Linked DNA regions of Homo sapiens: all the other regions are linked to region 3. A link is an interaction called in ENCODE POLR2A ChIA-PET data of the cell type or tissue named here. Cell type or tissue: MCF 10A. All regions are shown on one strand. Links, peaks and the distances in the headings refer to the core of each region. The heading gives the core; the rest is flanking DNA. Region 1 overlaps LOC102723834 (a long non-coding RNA gene). Region 2 overlaps LOC102723834 (a long non-coding RNA gene). Region 3 overlaps ENAH (ENAH actin regulator). Region 4 holds the start of LOC107985352 (a long non-coding RNA gene).

Evidence for each region. ChIA-PET counts read pairs that join two places held together with the same protein. Peaks named below come from ENCODE experiments on the same cell type or tissue, not always from the same donor. Only the 100,000 strongest peaks of a DNase experiment are listed, where the experiment ranks them.
Region 1: POLR2A ChIA-PET joins it to region 3 with 13 read pairs; 3 of 35 experiments call an interaction of 5 or more read pairs at or near these places.
Region 2: POLR2A ChIA-PET joins it to region 3 with 11 read pairs; 3 of 35 experiments call an interaction of 5 or more read pairs at or near these places.
Region 4: POLR2A ChIA-PET joins it to region 3 with 26 read pairs; 9 of 35 experiments call an interaction of 5 or more read pairs at or near these places.

Annotation. Positions count from the first base shown.
Region 1 is chr1:225,698,034-225,702,596 of GRCh38, reverse strand. It overlaps LOC102723834 (a long non-coding RNA gene), which reads right to left. Exons shown (of 4, transcript XR_426933.4): 2 at 1,491-2,340. Among named protein-coding and RNA genes, the nearest start is that of ENAH, 47 kb to the right of the region's middle. RefSeq lists an enhancer at 1,642-2,841. In MCF 10A, for the core only: no CTCF peak of the experiment used is centred there; a DNase peak (open chromatin) is centred at 2,166.
Region 2 is chr1:225,707,094-225,711,656 of GRCh38, reverse strand. LOC102723834 (a long non-coding RNA gene) reads right to left here. Exons shown (of 4, transcript XR_426933.4): 3 at 1,089-1,154. Among named protein-coding and RNA genes, the nearest start is that of ENAH, 56 kb to the right of the region's middle. RefSeq lists an enhancer at 184-1,383. In MCF 10A, for the core only: no CTCF peak of the experiment used is centred there; DNase peaks (open chromatin) are centred at 646 and 2,276.
Region 3 is chr1:225,601,212-225,605,774 of GRCh38, reverse strand. All of the region lies in intron 1 of ENAH (ENAH actin regulator), which reads left to right. Among named protein-coding and RNA genes, the nearest start is that of ENAH, 50 kb to the left of the region's middle. In MCF 10A, for the core only: no CTCF peak of the experiment used is centred there; a DNase peak (open chromatin) is centred at 2,124.
Region 4 is chr1:225,733,586-225,738,148 of GRCh38, reverse strand. LOC107985352 (a long non-coding RNA gene) reads right to left here and starts at 140. Exons shown (of 2, transcript XR_001738499.2): 1 at 1-140. In MCF 10A, for the core only: a CTCF peak has its summit at 2,113 (motif pointing left); DNase peaks (open chromatin) are centred at 788, 1,258 and 2,298.

The sequences.
Region 1 (4,563 bases), core at 327-4,326, 97 kb before region 3:
TCCTCTCAATTTCTGACTTATCTTGTTGTAGATGAATAGTGAAGAGTTTGCAGGCCAACACCAGTTCGAGGACAGTATTTTGATGGGCACCAATATGTGGTATCAACAAAGCAGCTTCATACTTTTAAAATTTCATTTCATTCATTCAATACACATTTTTTTAAGTGCTTACTACATAGCAGGCACCCAACTAGGTGCTACAAATCAAGTAGGAAAAAAGAACAACGGGGCCTTCATAAAGTTAACATTCTAGCAGGGAAAGCAGAATTGAAACAATTTACTGAGAATTAATTATTTTTTATAATTAATTATAAAAATAAATACCACTGGGCATGGTGGCTCATGCCTGTAATCCCAGCACTTTGCGAGGCCAAAGCAGGTGGATCACCTGACGTCAGGAGTTCAAGACCAGCCTGGCCAACATGGTGAAACTCCATCTCTACTAAAAATACAAAAAAATTAGCCTGGCATGGTGGCGGGCACCTGTAATCCCAGCTACTCGGGAGGCTGAGGCAGAGAATTGCTTGAACCCGGGAGGCGGAGGTTGCAGTGAGCTGAGATCGTGCCACTGCACTCCAGCCTGGGCAACAAAAGTGAAATTCTGTCTCAAAAATAAAATAAAATAAATAAAAATTAAAAATTAATGCTAAAGAGACGATCAGAATACTCAGCGCTCCTATTGGGGTGCCCAAAGCCAGGCTGATGGGTAAAGGAATGCTTCTCTAAGGAACCCTTCATCTTAGAGCTGAAGAATAAGCAGGGGCTGCAAGGCCCCAAATGGGGAAAGAGGGTTCTAGGGAAAAGGAGGGACAGAGAGAGAGCCCTGGAGCAGACAGACACACAGGAGGCTGCTAAAATAGTGTCCTGTAGGTCTCTAGAGCCCATGCCAAGGATGGTGCATTTTATCTCAAGAGCTATGGAAATCTCCTGAAGGATTTTAAGCCAGGGGTGGGCAAAATGGTCAGATTTACCTTTTAAAAATCATACTTTTACTTTCCCAATAATTTAAACACAGCAGATTTTCATAATAATTGTAACACGGAACTAACAATTCATTACAGAGATTTTCGCATGTGAACAAAAAGTTTGGGGCTGCTAATCTATCGCAAGAGTTATTTTTGATTCCCATGGCTCTACAAACACATGATGTAGACAGTCACTTACATCTCCAAAGAGGTCGCTATGCTCCTTCTGCCTCCTCCTCTCAGTCCCTACCATCCTCTAAGTAGCATCTTAAGAAGAGCGGCTGTGTGAGGTATGTGACCAAACTCCACCCACTCCTCTTTTTTGCACTAACAGAACCACAATTTAGTTCAAGCCAGCAATATTCCCAAGAAAAACTCATTTTTAAACCTATTAAAAGTGACCATGTGACACAGTTCTGGCCAATGGGAAGACAGCAGAAATCTGCTGAGGATTCAGGGAAACCTTTTGCTTTCCAGATGAAAGGAAGCCATCTGGCTAGTACAGTCCTGTCCCCTTCTTCCTACCTTAAAAATCAGTCGTGAGTCCCAGAGGTGCTGCAGCCATCTTGCCATCATGAGGCAACAAGCACAAAGATGACAATCCAACATGGTAAGGTTGGTGGGACAGAAAGAAACTGAGTCCTTGAGAACTCGGCCTCTGTCCACTTCTGTTCTTCTTGTTACATGAGAAAAATAAACCCCTATAGGCTGAAGCTGCTGTAAGTCTGGTTTTCTGATGCTTCAAGTTGAAAGTAAGTGAGCTTCCCAATTGGAAATGGATGGTCCACAAAATCAGATCAACTTGCATAGCACAGTATTCTCCCCCCTGCGGCTGTTCCCATCTTTGAACGTTTAGATATTTCAAAGGAAAAAGCCTTTTCTATTATTTCTGACATGGCTTCGCCCTTCTCACCAGGAGCTGTAACGGGATAAGTAGGCTCTGTCACGGGTCCTTTGTTTCCTAAAAGGGGAAGGCCGGAGACGAGGTTTCATGGAAAATGCTGATATACTACACCACATCAGAATGTGCTGTTCTCATTTATTTTTTAATACAAACCCATCTTTGCATGTGGGCACTGGCAAAGAGTTGATGGTTATGAAATGTTGGGCGACAGTGGTAATATGGGAGGTGACACACAGCAAAGGAATCTCGTCTTCAAATTACACAGAACACAAAACCATTGTGGTTCATGACATAGCTCCCACATTCTTTCCGTATTTATCCAACGGGGCTCCAGTGAATTGGATGGTGTCTTCTGTTTGTTTAGTGAGTGTGTAAAACTCCTGGACAGGGTTGTGTGAAGCAATGTGTAAAAGCCACAGTCGCCAGCCTGTTACCGCTACCTTATGTCCATTTTCCTCTGTGCCACGAGCTCTGCGGAGAACCAATGAGAACAGTTGGTACAAAACTCAGGGAAGAAGTTCAGGAAGTAGTTGTCAGAAATGATGCACGCTACAGTTACTATATTCAGTGCCAAAGCAATTCATTTATCTTTACAGACACACACAAGCAGAAAGGGTGAATTCAAAGGTAGTCCTCTGGGCAGAGAAAACATTGCAATTCTAGACACACACTGTCAAGAAGCCCATATGTCTGCAATGTAAAGGGCTTTTTTAAGATTATAAGCTGTCTTTCAAACACAGCAGCTTCTTCTAAAAATAATTCCATTTGATCAGACAAAGTGGGAAGAATGCTACTGGTTGGTATCTCAGGGGCAAAGATAGAATCAAAACAGAGTATAATCTCTCATGCCTACAAAAGGGCCCCAGGAAGGACTATTCATCAAAGAGGAGATGTTTTAAAGGAACACATACACTATGAGAGTGGCCAAAGGAAAATATAAAATGCTGAAATATATGCAAAATGAAGCCTCTGTGGTTTATAATGAGGCTGAAATCTCACTGATGGGGTCTGGCTTAACTCTGAATTAAGAGAATGAAGCTGAAATCCCCATGACCTTGAGGCAGCAGCTGAAGACTTCAATGTATGTACATTTTCGGTCACTCAACTTTTGTAACATCTGGAGCATGATTAATGCTGTGAGGGGTTTAAGAACTTTTATTGGCACTAATAGTCATTGGTTGCCACTAAAAAATGGTCCTGCTGCCAGCAAAACAAATGGTTAGGCATTTAAAGCCCCTATCAGGGTGGAAAAGGGCATTTTGCCAATTTTAGTTTCCTCTTGGAAACCGTGTGGTCAATTTTCCAAACTATGTTTGAACTTCAAAAGTCCATACTTGCTGCACTGGGTTAGATGGGCTTCCTGGTATTTCAAAGAAGTTTACAAAATCTTTGGAAAGTCTAAAAGTTTTAAGATCACAATTTGGAGAAAAAAGAAATATTATCAATAAATGTGCAGAAAAATACCTTAGGAGAATTTAAAATATTAACAGCAGTTACATGTGGAGTAGTAGAATTACTACTTCTTTACACATTTTGCATTTTCCAAAATTTCTATTATAAGCATACATTATTTTTATAATCAAAAGACTTTATAAAGTACTTTTAAGAAGAAAAAAATTGTTTCAAGACTTCCTTCAAAAACCAGGCAGCTTTCTATAAAGAAAAAGGTGTTAGGCCAGACACAGTGGCTCACACCTGTAATCCCAGAATTTTGAGAGGCTGAGGCAGGCGGATCCCTTGAGGTCAGTAGTTCAAGACCAGCCTGGCCAACATGGTGATACCTCGTCTCTACTAAAAATACAAAAATTAGCTGGGCCTGGTGGCACACACCTATAATCCCAGCTACTTGGGAGGCTGAGGCAAGAGAGTCGCTTGAACCCAAGAGGCAAACATTGCAGTGAACCAAACTCATGCCACTGCACTCCAGCCTGGGTGGCAGAGTGAGACACCATCGAAAAAAAAAAAAAAAAAGGAAAAAAAAGAGAAAAGAAAAGAAAAAGGTGAGTTGGATTCCACCTTTGGCACTCACTAGTATGTAACCTTGGTATTAGAGATAAGCATTATATGATTAAATTAAATAGATATAAAGTGCCTGCAGGGGTGCAAGACATATTGTAAATGCTTAATAAATGTGAGTTAGCATCATTATTTCACCTCAAATGAAGTTCAACATTCAAAACAGTATTCAAAGGGCCCCAGGTATAGAATTCTATTCTGATGAGAAATTTATCTGAAAATTTTTTTTGTTTTTTTTTGAGATGGAGTCTCGCTTTTTCACCCAGGCTGGAGTGCAGTGGTGTGATCTTGGCTCACTGCCAGCTCTGCCTCCTGGGTTCAAGCAATTCTGTGCCTCAGCTGGGATTACAGGCGCCCACCACCACACCTGGCTAATTTTTTTGTATTTTTAGTAGGATGGGGTTTCACCATCTTGGCCAGGCTGGTCTTGAACTCCTGACCTCATGATCCACCCACCTCGGCCTCCCAGAGTGATGGGATTACAGGCAGATTTTTTTTTTTTGAGACGGAGTCTCACTCTGTCACCCAGTCTGGAGTGCAATGGCACGATCTCGGCTCACTGCAAGTTCCGCCTCCCGAGTTCATGCCATTCTCCTGCCTCAGCCTCCCGAGCAGCTGGGACTACAGGCACCCGCCACCACGCCCGGCTAATTTTTTGTATTTTTTAGTAGAGACGGG
Region 2 (4,563 bases), core at 315-4,314, 110 kb before region 3:
AGTCCCTGCAGGGTCACAGGTGCAGTCTGAGCCTTTTCCTTCCTGCTCCACAGTGCAGGCATTCCTGCCCCTTTCCCCAACATGAAACACAGCCACCTCTGTGGTCTCTATCAGGTTGCTAAATGATTTTCCGAACCTGAGTTAGCCAGCGGCCCTGTGAGCTGCCAGCCATGCTGAGTGACTGTTCTAAAAGGGCCTGAGCTCCTTCAAACAGCCCATGTAGAAGGTTCTTTTTCCCCTTGCCTGGAAAGTCTCCTCTGCCTACCTGTGCCTTAGCCCCTCCTTACTCTGCCTTTTCCATAGGGCATTCTGCAGCCTCCCGTGGGCTTTTTTATCTACCCCTTCCTGCCCTGGGCCCTCTCCCCAAAATCACAAGTCATCCACTTCACCAAATTTGGTGGATCAAAAACCCACCAGGCATGCTTTTATTTTTTAGGAGACAGATTCCTGAAATTCACCCCACTGAAATTGAGTCAGTAGGTTGGGGGCAAGCCTGGGACTCTCGAAGCTCCCCCAGGTGATTCTGATGATCAGCCAGATTTGGGAACCTTTGATCCAGTTCACCCTCCCACCCAGTGCTCCAGCATCCCTGCCGAGAGGTTGACTCAGCTTTTCCAAGAAGCATTCCCTGACTTGCCTTGCCAAGGTGGGAGCTCCACCCAAGTGCTTCGAAAATGCTGTGCTCATCATCAACCCCAATCTTAGTGTGAATCATGTATTGTCATCGCCTGTTTAAATGTCTCACTCCCCCACTAGACTCTTTGAAGAAGGGGACTGTGTCTTAGTTAATGTATTACCCCCAATACCTGACTTGTAGTAAGGACTTCGTGTATTTATCAAGTGAGTGAGTGAATAAATGAACACCACTAGAAATCTACGAATATAATACAGTCATTATCTAAGGTATAATGATTTTGCTTGTACAGCATTTGGTGTGAAGAATTTGACAGTGAAAATATTTATTTGGCTATTCTGTAAAAGGAATTAGATTTTGATATATCAGCTCTGAAAATCGGGCTGGAAGCTAGCTGTCCTTTAGACAGTTAGGTCCAGCTGTTCTCACAAGTGCGTCATTTAGGAAGACATACCATTCACTGGAAGGATTTGACATATTTCCTGGGTCCAAGAACAAGCTTTGACTTAGGCTCTGTAGTCTGTAAATGTGAGAGAAAATAAAGTATGAGCTGATTTAGATTTATCCATATCCAGTTAAGGGCAGATTCACATTTTGAGGGGCCTGAAGCTTGGACAATTTTGGAGGCCTTCTTTTAAAAAAGCCCTTGTTTCTCTACCACCCCCAAACTTCTAGTGCCAGGAGCCCAGGACAGGCTCATTTTGTGACATCACATCTGACCCTGTACCTTTATGACATGCCAGGTGGGTCTTTACAGTGAGTAAAGGAGTATTCCTGGACGTCACCTATGTACTGATATAGCTATATTGCTATATATTGCTAGCTAGCAATAACTTCATATCTACCTAAGTGACAGCATACCACATACGTCTCCCACATCCCATAAATATGTCCCCAACATCCCATACTAAATGTAGTCCCAATGCAACTTCCTCTTAGCTGGATATCCAGAATGCCCATGGCCTCTCCAATGTCACTGACATCAGCGGAAAGTGGTAGAGGGGAAGTTAGGGTAGAGACAGAGAACTAGTTAAAGTATCTTACCTTTGAAATTTTTATAAAAACAGATTACCATGAGAGCACACAGTAGTCCCCTCCCAGAGCCATGAAAGAGGACAGTGCAATTGAGGGGCTATGAAGCTTAAACTCTGTTTAGTTTCATGATAAATGCACCTCTGCAAACAAACATTTATTGAGCATCCCTTACATGCCAGGCACTGTTTCAGGCACTCAGAATGAAGTGGTGAATAAAATAATCAAAGCCCATGACCTCATGGGGCGCACATCTAGTCTAGTTAAAATAGGTGTGTTTTCCTGGTTTGTGAGGACAGGAACATTGGATGTATTGGCCACCACTGCCTGACTCTCAATAAATATTTGTGGAATGAATAAATGAAAGATGGAATGAATGAAACATTTCAGAACTAAAAAGTATTGTGCTGTTGAGATTTGGTATGTCAATGAAATTCAGCACAAATTACAAAGTTGCTACAAAGCCTATGAAAAATTATAAGGACGATAATGACATGGGTGTTGCACCACAATTTTCTAGGACCCAAGCAGGACTATTGTTCTGACATGTATTAACATTGGCAGGTAACCAGAGATTCCACTTCCTTTCTGGAACTAAATTGGCACTCCAGCTAGTACACCTCTAAGGCAGGTCCTCCCTCAGTTTTGGAAGGTTAAAAACAGGGAGAGACAAGTGAGAACCAGTCCCAGTCCTGTGTCACCGACTCCTCCTTCTTCTGCCCGCTGGCTGCCGGAGCTACTGGAGATGTGGCCCTCAACAGCTGCTCATCTGTCACAGCATTCACTACAGGTGATTGGGTAACCTCTCCCTCCCATTGACCCCTCCGCCACCACCCCCCTACCTCCTACTTCACAGGAGATAGAGGTAATCAGAGGACAATGCCCACAGTCACCAAACCTGCAACATTACTGCACCTGAGTCCATCTTCCCCTTTATTCCTCTGTTAAGGATGGAACGAGCCCCAGCTGCATCATTTATTAGCTCTGTGACATGGAGCAATTGTGAGGGCCTCAGTTAAAGATTGTCCCCCACTTTTTTTTTTTTTTTGAGGCGGAGTCGAGATCGAGGCTGCAGTGAGCCATGATTGCACCACTGCACTCCAGCCTGGGCAACTGAGCAAGACCTTGTCTCAAACAAACAAACAAACAAACAAACAGAGATAATGGAAAAGGTACATGGTGCCTGGCACAAGAAACTTTCTTTAATTATTAATATTGCTGTTACTATTCTTATCATTTCTGTCCAAGGCCAATGCCTTCCATGGTATCTTGCCTTTTCAGAAACTCCACTCTTATCAGTTATTCACTCTCCCTGTTCCTTCAGCCTTTCTTCTATAGCCTCCTACCCATCACCATATAAACAAATACAATTTACTTCAATTTTTAAAGATGGCAGCGTAATTAAGAACTTTCCTTGACCTCACCTGCCCCTCCATCTGTCCTTCTTTCTCAGCTGCAGTCTTTGGAGAGTAGCTCGCATTCACTGTCTCTGTGACGCTGTCTTCCTCCCTTCCTTTCTGCATCCACCCAGCACTCCTCGGAGTCAGTCTTAGCAAGGTTACTAAAACCTCCCTGTGGCTTGATCCAGTGACTGCCTTGAGTCTTTTCTTCCTTGACCTCTCAGTAGCTTCCCAAGTTGCTTATTGTTCCCCCTTTAATGTGCTTTTCATCCCTTGACTTCAGGACATCCAGCTCTTTAACTCCTTTAACTCCTACTTTCCCAGCCCCTCCTCCCAGTGTCCTGTGTGGGCTCCTCTCCCTTTGTGAGTTCTTCGGCTTCTGCTCATCCCTAAGTGGCTGTATTCTCTGCTGGTCTAGCCCTCGTTTTGTTCTTTTCTTACTCTTTCCTCTCCTCTGGTTCATCCCGATGATTCTGAGGCTTCCATCATCATCCAAAGCTGGAGATCAATCATCCAGTGCCACCAGTCCAGACCTCTCTTCCAGGCTCCAGACACATAAATCCAGCTGTCTGCTGCCATTCCCCATTTACATTCCCCACAGGCCCTTCAAAATCCACATGCTCAAAATAAGCTCTTCATCTTCCCCCATAAACTAGTCCTTCCTCCTGTTTCCTATTTCAGTGAACAGCATCTCCCTTGACCCAGTTGCCCATGCTAGAAACTTGAGAGTCTCCCTTTACTTCTTCTTTAGCCAATCAATTAACAAGGCCTGTCCATTATCCCGCCTATAAATCTCTCAACTCCATTTGTTTCTTTTCACTTACACAGTCACTACTCTCTTGTAACTGGCCTTCTTGTTTCCAACTCCCTCCCTGCCGCAGGATAAAACACAGACTCTAGGCAGGTTGGGTGGGACTGGAGGGGCAGGCTCTGCTCCCTGTGATCAGCCCTTGCTTACCTCTCCAACCTCAGGTCTTTTCTCTTCTTTGCCACCTACCCTTCGCTCCAGCCACACAGCTCCACTTTTACTTTCCAAAAAGCCAGGCTCCTTCTTGTCTTTGGGCCTTTGATTCTGCCACTCACTCTAAATAGATTAATCTTTGCAGCCTTAAGTTTTTGTTACCACTGGGGCCATCCCCCCGACAGCTCCCCTTATTTACCCTACTGTAGCATTCCCCACACTGTGTCCCAACTGCCTGTTTGCCTGTCTTCTCATCTAGTCTGCGAACTCCTTCATGAAGGGACTCAGCCTCTTTTGTTCACTGCTGAACAAGGCTCTAAGTAGCACCTGGCTCGAGGTAGGTGCTGGACATGTGATTGCTGGGTGAATGAATGGAGGACACGTGATTGCTGGGTGAACAAATGGAGGACACGTGATTGTTGGGTGAATAAATGGAGGACAGGTGATTGTTGGGTGAATAAATGGAGGACACGTGAATGTTGGGTACATAAATGGAGGACACATGATTGCTGGGTGAATGAATGGGCCACTGGTTC
Region 3 (4,563 bases), core at 354-4,353:
GCACCATTCATATTGGATTAGGGCCCACCTGTATACTCAGTTTACCTCAGTTACCTCTTTAAGGCCCTGTCTTCAAATACAGTCACATTCTGAGGTAATGGGGGTAAGGATTTTCACATGTGAATTTGGTGGGTGTTGGAGGGGCACAGCTCAGCACATAACAAATATTTTTATTATCTCATGCATTTAAAGGAGTATCATTTCTGATACACTTCAGAAAGGAATGTATTAGTGTGATGAAGTGGAAATAACTCGGACATTGTAGTCAGATAGGTAGGCCTGGTTTGAACTCTAGCCTTGCCTCTTAATAGTTCCCTAAATTTTTGTAACTTCTCTGAGACTTGCTTCCAAATCTATGAACTGGGAGTAACTGTACATCACAGAATGATGGTAAGAAATTAAGGACGATGTATGTTAAAAGTGCCTGACATCGAGTTGACTTCTAAATATTATGTTCTTACTGGTCTTTTCTCTCCCCCACTCCCCAAAGTAGTGTTTTGTATCCTTCCCCCTTATTTAATATCAGAAGGTGTCAATTTCGAGTGTAGATATGTATCATTTTAAAATTGCTTAGTCTTTCTATTCACAAGTGGTTGAATATCAGCAGTTTCTTAAGATTCAATCTACAATTGTATTTACCCAGTCGCTTGTCAGAATTTCCAATCATCATGTAGTTCAGTTTAACATTTTACATGCTTTAAGTGAAACCTACAGAAGTGTAATCTGCTGAGTCAGTGGATATTCACGTTTCAAAGGTTCTTGATGCATAAGGACAAGAGCCTTTGCTTTTTTATCAGCAAGGTATGAGGATGCCCTTTTCCCACTCTAACATTACTGTTTTCTCCTAAGTATCAAAGTCTAAAAGGATATCTTGTTTTATTTAACTTGCATTTCTTTACTAGCTAGCTTTAATGTTTTTCATATCTTTATCAGCCCTCTCTAAATCTTTTATCAATTGTCCTTTTTTTGTTTGTTTTTGTTTGAGACAGGGTCTTGCTGTGTTGCCCAGGCTGGAGTGCAATGGCGCAATCTCGGCTTACTGCAACCCCTGCCTCATGGGCTTAAGCGATTCTCCTGCCTCAGCCTCCCAAGTAGCTGGGACTACAGGCACCCACCACCATGCCTGGCTAATTTTTTTTTTTTTTTTTTTTTTGGTAGAGACGGGGTTTTACCATGTTGGCCAGGCTGGTCTCGAACTCCTGACCTCAAGTGATCTGCCCGCCTCGGCCTCCTAAAGTGCTGAGATTACAGGCGTGAGCCACTGCGCCTGGCCACATTTGTACAATTTTAAAATATTGTTTTTTTCTAGTGGATAAGGCACACAATAGTAGTCTCCCTTTGTTTAATAGCTGTCTGGGGCATATTTTCCCACCTATTTATTTACCCCCATTTATATTAAGCCCTCATTTTCCTCCTTTAGCTCTGCCTGCCTGTTCTCCCTCAGCAAGTCATTGACATTTTCCAAAGTTAAGAGAAACAGTAATAACTTCACTGAATAAAAATAGTGAGAGAGCCTGGACTTTGATTATGTCCAGAATACCTCCTAAGAGTGTTATTTTCAAAGTCAAAGTGATAAGGAATTTTGGTTTTTATGTCTGCCACTGAAAGTAGCTTGTTTAAATTTGAGTTTAATTAGTAGAATGACAGTGTTATTACTCATAGTGTGTAGTGTTATTAAAGATTCTTTGGCATACATGCAAGTTTTTGCTTATTAGAAGTTTCTAGTTGAAATTATAGCACTCACAAAAAGTTTTGAATAAATAAGATTTAGAATGAGTGACCCCTGAAAACCTGGTATGCAAAAGGCTACTGGGTAATAATTTCATTAATTTTATACCACATGTGTGATTTCACCATACTTTTTTTGTTCCTTGTGGTTGATTCTAAGTGATCAGCAATTTTTATTTTGACCATTTAAACCCATAGCCATTAGCTACTTAAATTTGTGAAATTCTTTGTAGTGATTTCAGTTTTACAAGTTTGTATCTTGGCTGATGGTCTAATTTTGAAAACTTTACATTTGGTAGATACCAATGTTTTTCTTAATGTACTTTTTCACAGTCCTTCTGATTGATTTCAAAGTGTTGTCTTTGAAAATAAACATGACTCATAGCACTTGGGTAGCCAGAGCATGCCTGTAATGAATGCCTCTGTACATTTTGAGGCTGTGGTAGAATAAACATAGCAGTTCCTTTCCTTTTTGAAATGGAAGTTTGATACTAGTACTGAATTTAAAGATGAACAGAGCTTAGTTTTGGAGAAAGAGAAAAGCACGGTTATATTTGCAGGTACACTTTTTTCTAACTTTCATTGACTATTTTTGAGTGTTAATGTGTAATTATTAAATTAATAAAAGTAATTTTATAGAAGCTGCAAATTACCATATTTCAATTTATTTCAGGGGTTATTCTTTTAATAATTTAGGAGCTTTAAAGTATGTATCTCAAGCGCTATATAATAAAGAGCCATCGGTGTAGTTAAACTTTTGAGCTTTTAAGAAGTTATACATATAATTCTAAATATTTGCTTAATTATTTATTTTTACTTAGGGAGAATGACTGCTTAAAGGTTGAGTCTTCACATTTTGGATAGCCAAGAACCATTAACAAATTTCTATTGTTTTTGCCATTGATTTGTGGGTACCTTTTAATCCTTTATTATCATTTAGTTCTTTGTGTCCCAGAGTAAGTTCTCATTTAGTTCTATTTGGGTATTTGTTTTTGTGCTCATATCTCTTACTGTTGGCTATACTTCATAGTATGTTTTAATATCTGGTCAAGCAAGTTTATTTTTTTTTTTGAGGTTGATTTAGCTGTTGGTTAGCCTTTATTTTAGCATGAACATTGTAGGCTGTTTATTGAATTCTTTAAAGAATCAAACTGGCAATTTGAGATTGCATTACATTTATAGATTAATTTTGGTGGAGAAATGTTATTCTATTTGTGGATTGTTTTGGTTCTTCTAGATAGATGATGATGTCATCAGCAGCAGTGACAGTTTTCTCTCTTTCTTTTCAAATGTTACACTCTTATTTTTTACAGTGTTGGCCAGTCTGGCACTGTGCTAGACAGCATGGTCATATTTGTTGACATAGGGAAAGGCTTTTGAAGTCTCTATTTTATATTTGTTATACGTTTTTGATATATATATATAACCTTTGCTAAATTAAGGAAACTCCCTTCTATTCCAGGTTTGCATAGATTAAAAAAATTATTAAGTAGGTTCTTCTTTTGTCCAGTTGTTTTCCTGCTTCTATCAAGATAACCACCTGAGTTTTTTCTTTTAGCCTTTAATAATTAACAACAAAAAAACACTGTTGGATTTGATTAGTCAGTATTTTATTTAGGCTGTAACTTTATAGCATTGTTATCTGGTTTTAGATTCAATACTAGCCTGATAAAAATGACCGTAGCTTTTGTTCTTTTTAACTTTCTGAAACAACTTGTATAAGATAAGAATAGAATGTTTCTTAAAAGCTTAGTAGAATCCACCTATTAAAAAAAGGTCTCATCACGGAGTTCGTTTTGTTTTACTTTGTTGGGAGAAGAGCATTGCCATTTCAGTTGCTTTAATCTTTTGATCTGTTTTTCAACCTGTTTTCTTTCAATCTATTCAAATCCTCTTTATTTCTTCTGATAATTTTGTCATTTCTCTTCTTTTGGATCTTCTTTGTCTTTTTCTTGATGAATCTTACTAGAATTTTATCTAGGCTATTAATATTTACCAAGAAACAGCTTTTGGTTTTGTTATCTTCTTAATTGTTCATTTGGACTAGATTTTCATTGATTTCTGTCCTTTATTATTTCTTTCCTTTTTATTTATTTGGCTTTTCTTTGTTAGGCTTTTCTTTTTTTTCACCTTCTTATTTCTGGTAAATGTTTAAAGCCATATATTTTCCTCAAGTTCTTCCTTGGCTCTAACATATATTTTCTAAATGTTTCCTGATTTTTATTGATTTCCTTTTTAACGTAAGGGTTATTAAGTTATATTTTTTTTAGTTTCCAAATTTGAATATTTATAAAAATTATTGATTCCTGAGTTCATTGTATTATATCAGAACATAATCTGTATGCCCTTGTGCCTACCACATGGTTTAGTAATATAAATGTTTAGGGTATGTGAGAAAAAAAATGTATCCCCGTCCATTGGGATGTATTTCTTTGACCTAAGGAAGTGTAGGTCATTGCTTTTAGGACTTTCTTTTTTAATATAAGTATTTTGTAATTGGAACCTTCTCTTTTTTTTTTTTTTGGCGGGGAGATGGAGTCTCACTCTGTCACCCAGGCTGGCGTGCAGTGGCGCCATCTTGGCTCACTGCAAGCCCCGCCTCCCAGGTTCACGCCATTCTCTTGCCTCAGCCTCCCAAGTAGCTGGGACTACATGCGTCCGCCACCACACCCGGCTAATTTTTTGTATTTTTAGTAGACACGGGGTTTCACTGTTAGCCAGGATGGTCTCAATCTCCTGACATCGTGATCCGCCCACCTCGGCCTCCCAAACTGCTGGGATTACAGGCGTGAGCCACCGTGCCTGGCCGTAATTGGAACCTTCTGTTTGTACTGT
Region 4 (4,563 bases), core at 292-4,291, 130 kb before region 3:
CTGCAGAAAGGCTCTTCAGCATGTGGGCGTCTCTCACAAGGCCGGATGATTGAGCTGAAATGAGTTGACAATCATGTTGATGTAAGGCAGTGCATTAGGGGCCCTGCTGTAGCAGTGACAGCCTGGATGCTCTGCATTTCAGATGGGCAGGAAATGCTCTGAGAACACACAGGCCTGGGCACTGGTCTACAGGACCAGGTGAAGGAGGAAGGACCCCATTCCCTTCACCCTCATCCTCCAAGGCAGGTAGTACCCAATAGCCATGCCTACAGCATATTCCCCATAGGTGTGGGCAGAAGACCCCACTCCCTTGAACTCTCTAGTTAGTGCTTTCTCAAACTGCAGTTTGATTTTCTCTTAAATGGGAAGTGTCTGAATGTAGGGCAACTGTGGGAAAGGAAGCATGGGAGAGTAATGATGAGCTTGGGTTGGAATCCTGGCCTTGCCCGTTGTTTTCTGTGTTACCTTGCTAACTCGTTTCACTCCCTCCAAGTGCCTATTTCGTGAGGTAAAATAAGAATGGTAATGACACCCCCCTCGCCGAGCTGCTCAGAGGATTAAACAAGATAATGTAGGTGAATGCATTTAGCACAGTGCCTGGGGTACAATAGGTACTCGATAAAAGAGAAAATAAAATGGAGATAGATGGCAAAAGCCACTGTGAAGACTCAACCCCTAAACAAATCTTCCTCTGAAATCAGAGAAATTTGCAACACTGGCATCTTGGCTGGAATCCCAGGATAAGATGGGCACTTACAGCAGTAAAGCCAGCCACACCCTGGACACCAGGCCCCAGAGGGCAGGGGCTACTCCCCATCCGAGGGCTGCCGAGCTCAGGAAACTGATTCATATTTTGTCCTGGGGACACTGCACTTGGAAAAACATTATTGATTCCATGGTTCAGGTTGCAAAGGGAGGAAGAAAGATGGAATTTCATCACATAAAGCACTTATGCCTACTGTACTTTCTCTTTAGAGAGGCACTTGACAATCATTTTCATTAGTGTCTCTTCTTAAAACAACCTCAGAGATAGCTTATCCCCATTTTATAAAGGCAGAACATAGGAGAAATAACTGGCTGAAGAGCATGTGGCAAGGTGGCAAAAGTCAGAGTTCATGATCTCCAAATTTCTGGCATATTGCTTAACTAACCAAGCTTCGGCAATCCGCTCCACAAATGCCTGGCGAGGGCCTCTCAGTCATATACTTATTGCTCAGATCAGTCACTCATGATCACCAGAAAAAGGCAAACATGTAAATCTAGGCTACATGATTCGTTTTTCTTAGCAGCTTAGGACAGGAGATGAAAAGTGACTTTTCTAACCGTATCACAAGTGGTTCTGTGTCCAGCAAGTCCTGGAACAGAGATGTTGGAACTATTCCAGGATATACGTTACACCATAGAGCTCTGGATGCCTAGAAGCAATGAAGATGGGGTGGGGGCAGTGAAATAGCCAGCTCCTACGCTAAGTGCAGCCCTCCCCACCAGGGCTGTAGCCGGGCTGCCCCCTCACCTGAGGAACTCATGCCTTTGATCACGGCAGCATTACAACCTGTCCCTGATACCAAAAGGAGAAACACTCTTGGCCTGTGCCCTCTTGGATGGATCATTTTTCAGAGAACAGGACGTTTAGTGAGTTTGTCTCAAACTGCACAGAGAACATGGTGAACCTGCTAGGGCTGATTGCTGAGGGAAATTAAGAAGACAGGGATAATGGCTTTTCCTCTGTTGCTAAAGCCAGCATGTACCTGAAATGAGCCCCAAAGCTCAGGCCTGACTTCATGCCTTTCTTGTCCTGGGAAGAGGGTTTATCAGATTCTAAAGACTGCATTTCAGTTATCTTTGTTTCCAATACTGAAGCAGCTCCCTCTGCTCACCGAGGCAGAGCACTTTCTATCTCTTTTTCAGAAAAATCCCAAGGAACAATTGTTTTGGATTACTTAGTGGACTCAGCATGGAAACTGCTTGTGTGGCCCAGCTAGGTAGGGGCGTTCAGACAAGGAGACCTGACCTGGAGCCTCTGGGATGATTCCAAGGTATTGCATGCATGCGTCTGCTGTGTGTTCATTAACTGCTGGGGAAAAAACTCTGGGTAGTCACAGCCATCTACTGTCAGTTTTCAAGACAGGCTTCAGCAGGCAAGCAGCTTGGTGGGAGGCGTCCTTAGTCAGCTGGGAAAGTAAGGCTGACGCGCTGTCCGACCTCAGCGAGGCATGTGTCATACTCTTTCCATTCTCTGGCACTCTCTGGCTCTTCCTAAGGCCTTTTCTCAACCAGGCACATTATGTGATGTAGACAGCAAGCAGGATTGGAGGCTGGCAGTCCCCAGAGCGGAGCTGGCAGTGGCCACTTAGACTCCCTCATATCACATCGTTGGCTTCCAAGCCCAGATGTAGGTGCCTGCCCCTCCCATTGGGACCTTGCCAAATCTTTTGTAACATTTTAAAACAGCCATTGAAGTGCCAGATGATAAAATTTCCCTTGGAGATTGAGAAATTCTGATTGGGATGATGGCAGCATTCTGGAATTTATGTGAGATTTGCTTCCCAGGGGCCAGAAGCGAGGAGGTCAAGACTCCAGGTCCCCATCCCAGCTTAACCAAAGAACCACTACTTTTTTTCTTTTCTTTTCTTTCTTTCTTTTTTTTTCTCAGACAGTCTTGCTCTGTCAACCATGCTGGAGTGCAGTGGTGCAATCTTGGCTTCTGCAACCTTCACCTTCCAGGTTCAAGCGATTCTTTTGCCTCAGCTTCCGGAGTGGCTAGGATTACAGGTGTGTGCCACAATGCCCGGCTGATTTTTGTAATTTTAGTAGAGATGGGGTTTTACCATGTTGGCAAGGCTGGTCTTGAACTCCTGGCCTCAAGTGAACTGCCCACCTTGGCCTCCTAAAGTGCTGGAACTATAGGTGTGAGCCACTGCACCCAGCCCCCTACTTTTTTTTTTTTTAGATGGGGTCTTGCTCTGTTGCTCAGGCTGAAGTGCAGTGGCATGATCATAGCTCACTGCAGCCTCAAACTCCTGGGCTTAAGAGATCCTCCAGGGCCAGGCGTGGTGGCTCATGCCTGTAATCCAAGCACTTTGGGAGGCTGAGGCGGGCGGATCACGAGGTCAGGAGATCGAGACCATCCTGGCTAACACGGTGAAACCCCATCTCTACTAAAATACAAAAAAATTAGCTGGGTGTGGTGGCAGGTGCCTGTAGTCCCAGCTACTCTGGAGGCTGAGGCAGGAGAATGGCATGAACCTGGGAGATGGAGCTTGCAGTGAGCCGAGACTGCGCCACTGCACTCCAGCCTGGGCGACAGAGCGAGACTCTGTCTCAAAAAAAAATAAAATAAAATAAAAAGAGATCCTCCTAATGGCCGGGTGCAGTGGCTTACACCTGTAATCCCAGCACTTTGGGAGGCCAAGGTGGGCAGATCACTTGAAGTCAGGAGTTCGAGACCAGCCTGGCCAACATAGTGAAACCCCGTCTCTACTAAAAATAGAAAAATTAGCTGGGTGTGGTAGTGCATGTCTGTAATCCCAGCTACTCGAAAGGCGAGGCAGGAGAATTGCTTGAACCTGGGAGGCGGAGGTTGCAGTGAGCCGAGATCGCGTCATTGCACTCCAGTCTGGGCAAAAGAGTGAGACTCCATCTCAAAAAACAAGAGATCCTCCTGGCTCAGCCTCCTGAGTAGCTGGGACTACAGGTGTGTGCACCACAACACCCAGCTAATTTTTGTATTTTTTGTAGAGACAGAGTCTTGCTATATTATCCAGGTTGGTCTTAAACTCCTAGCCTTAAGAAATCCTCCCACCTCCGCCTCCCAAAATGCTAGGATTACAGGCATGGGCTACTACACCTGGCCTTTCTTTTTGGTTTTACATGCTGAAGTTAGGCACAGATTTCAATTGAAAGAGGGTTTTGTTGCTTTAAAAGTGTTTTAAAAGTCCTGCCCTGCATTATCCTTATCACCTCCATTAGTAACTATACAGAATTTTAAAAGAGGAAAAATCAGAGAGGGAAAGGTAAGTTATTTATTGGGTATGAAGAAAAGCCACAGATGTTGTTTGGGCCTCAGCAGGGCATCTGTGCAGGTGTCTGCGCATTAGCAACACCATCTGCTTGGTTGTCTCTCAAAGGAAGAAGAATCCTGGCCTAATGAACTCCTCAAGCTCTCTTCTTTGGGAAATAGGAAGATCACAATTTGAAATCTTAATACGAGGTAATAATTGAATATATAAGCACCCTACATAATCCAGAACTAAAAAATGTGAAATTAAGTCATGAATTGCTTTCAAATATAGCAGGAATCTTCTAGCCTCTCTCTTCCAGTCCTAAAAGGCACCACGAAATGCTGCCTCAGAGCCAAGGCCCCAAATAAATACATGCTAATAAGGCTGATTTTCCCTTTTCACTCTTCTCCTGGGCAGTATGAACCTTTGACTAGAGAGAGGCAGAAAGGAGCATCTCAACCCATTTAGGTGGTGGCCTCTTTCAAAGTGAAATGTGAAGCCAGGGCTCCAAACCGTCATTGTCCTGAGAGTTCCCAGGAAGGCTTTTGCGTGGTGACCTGGA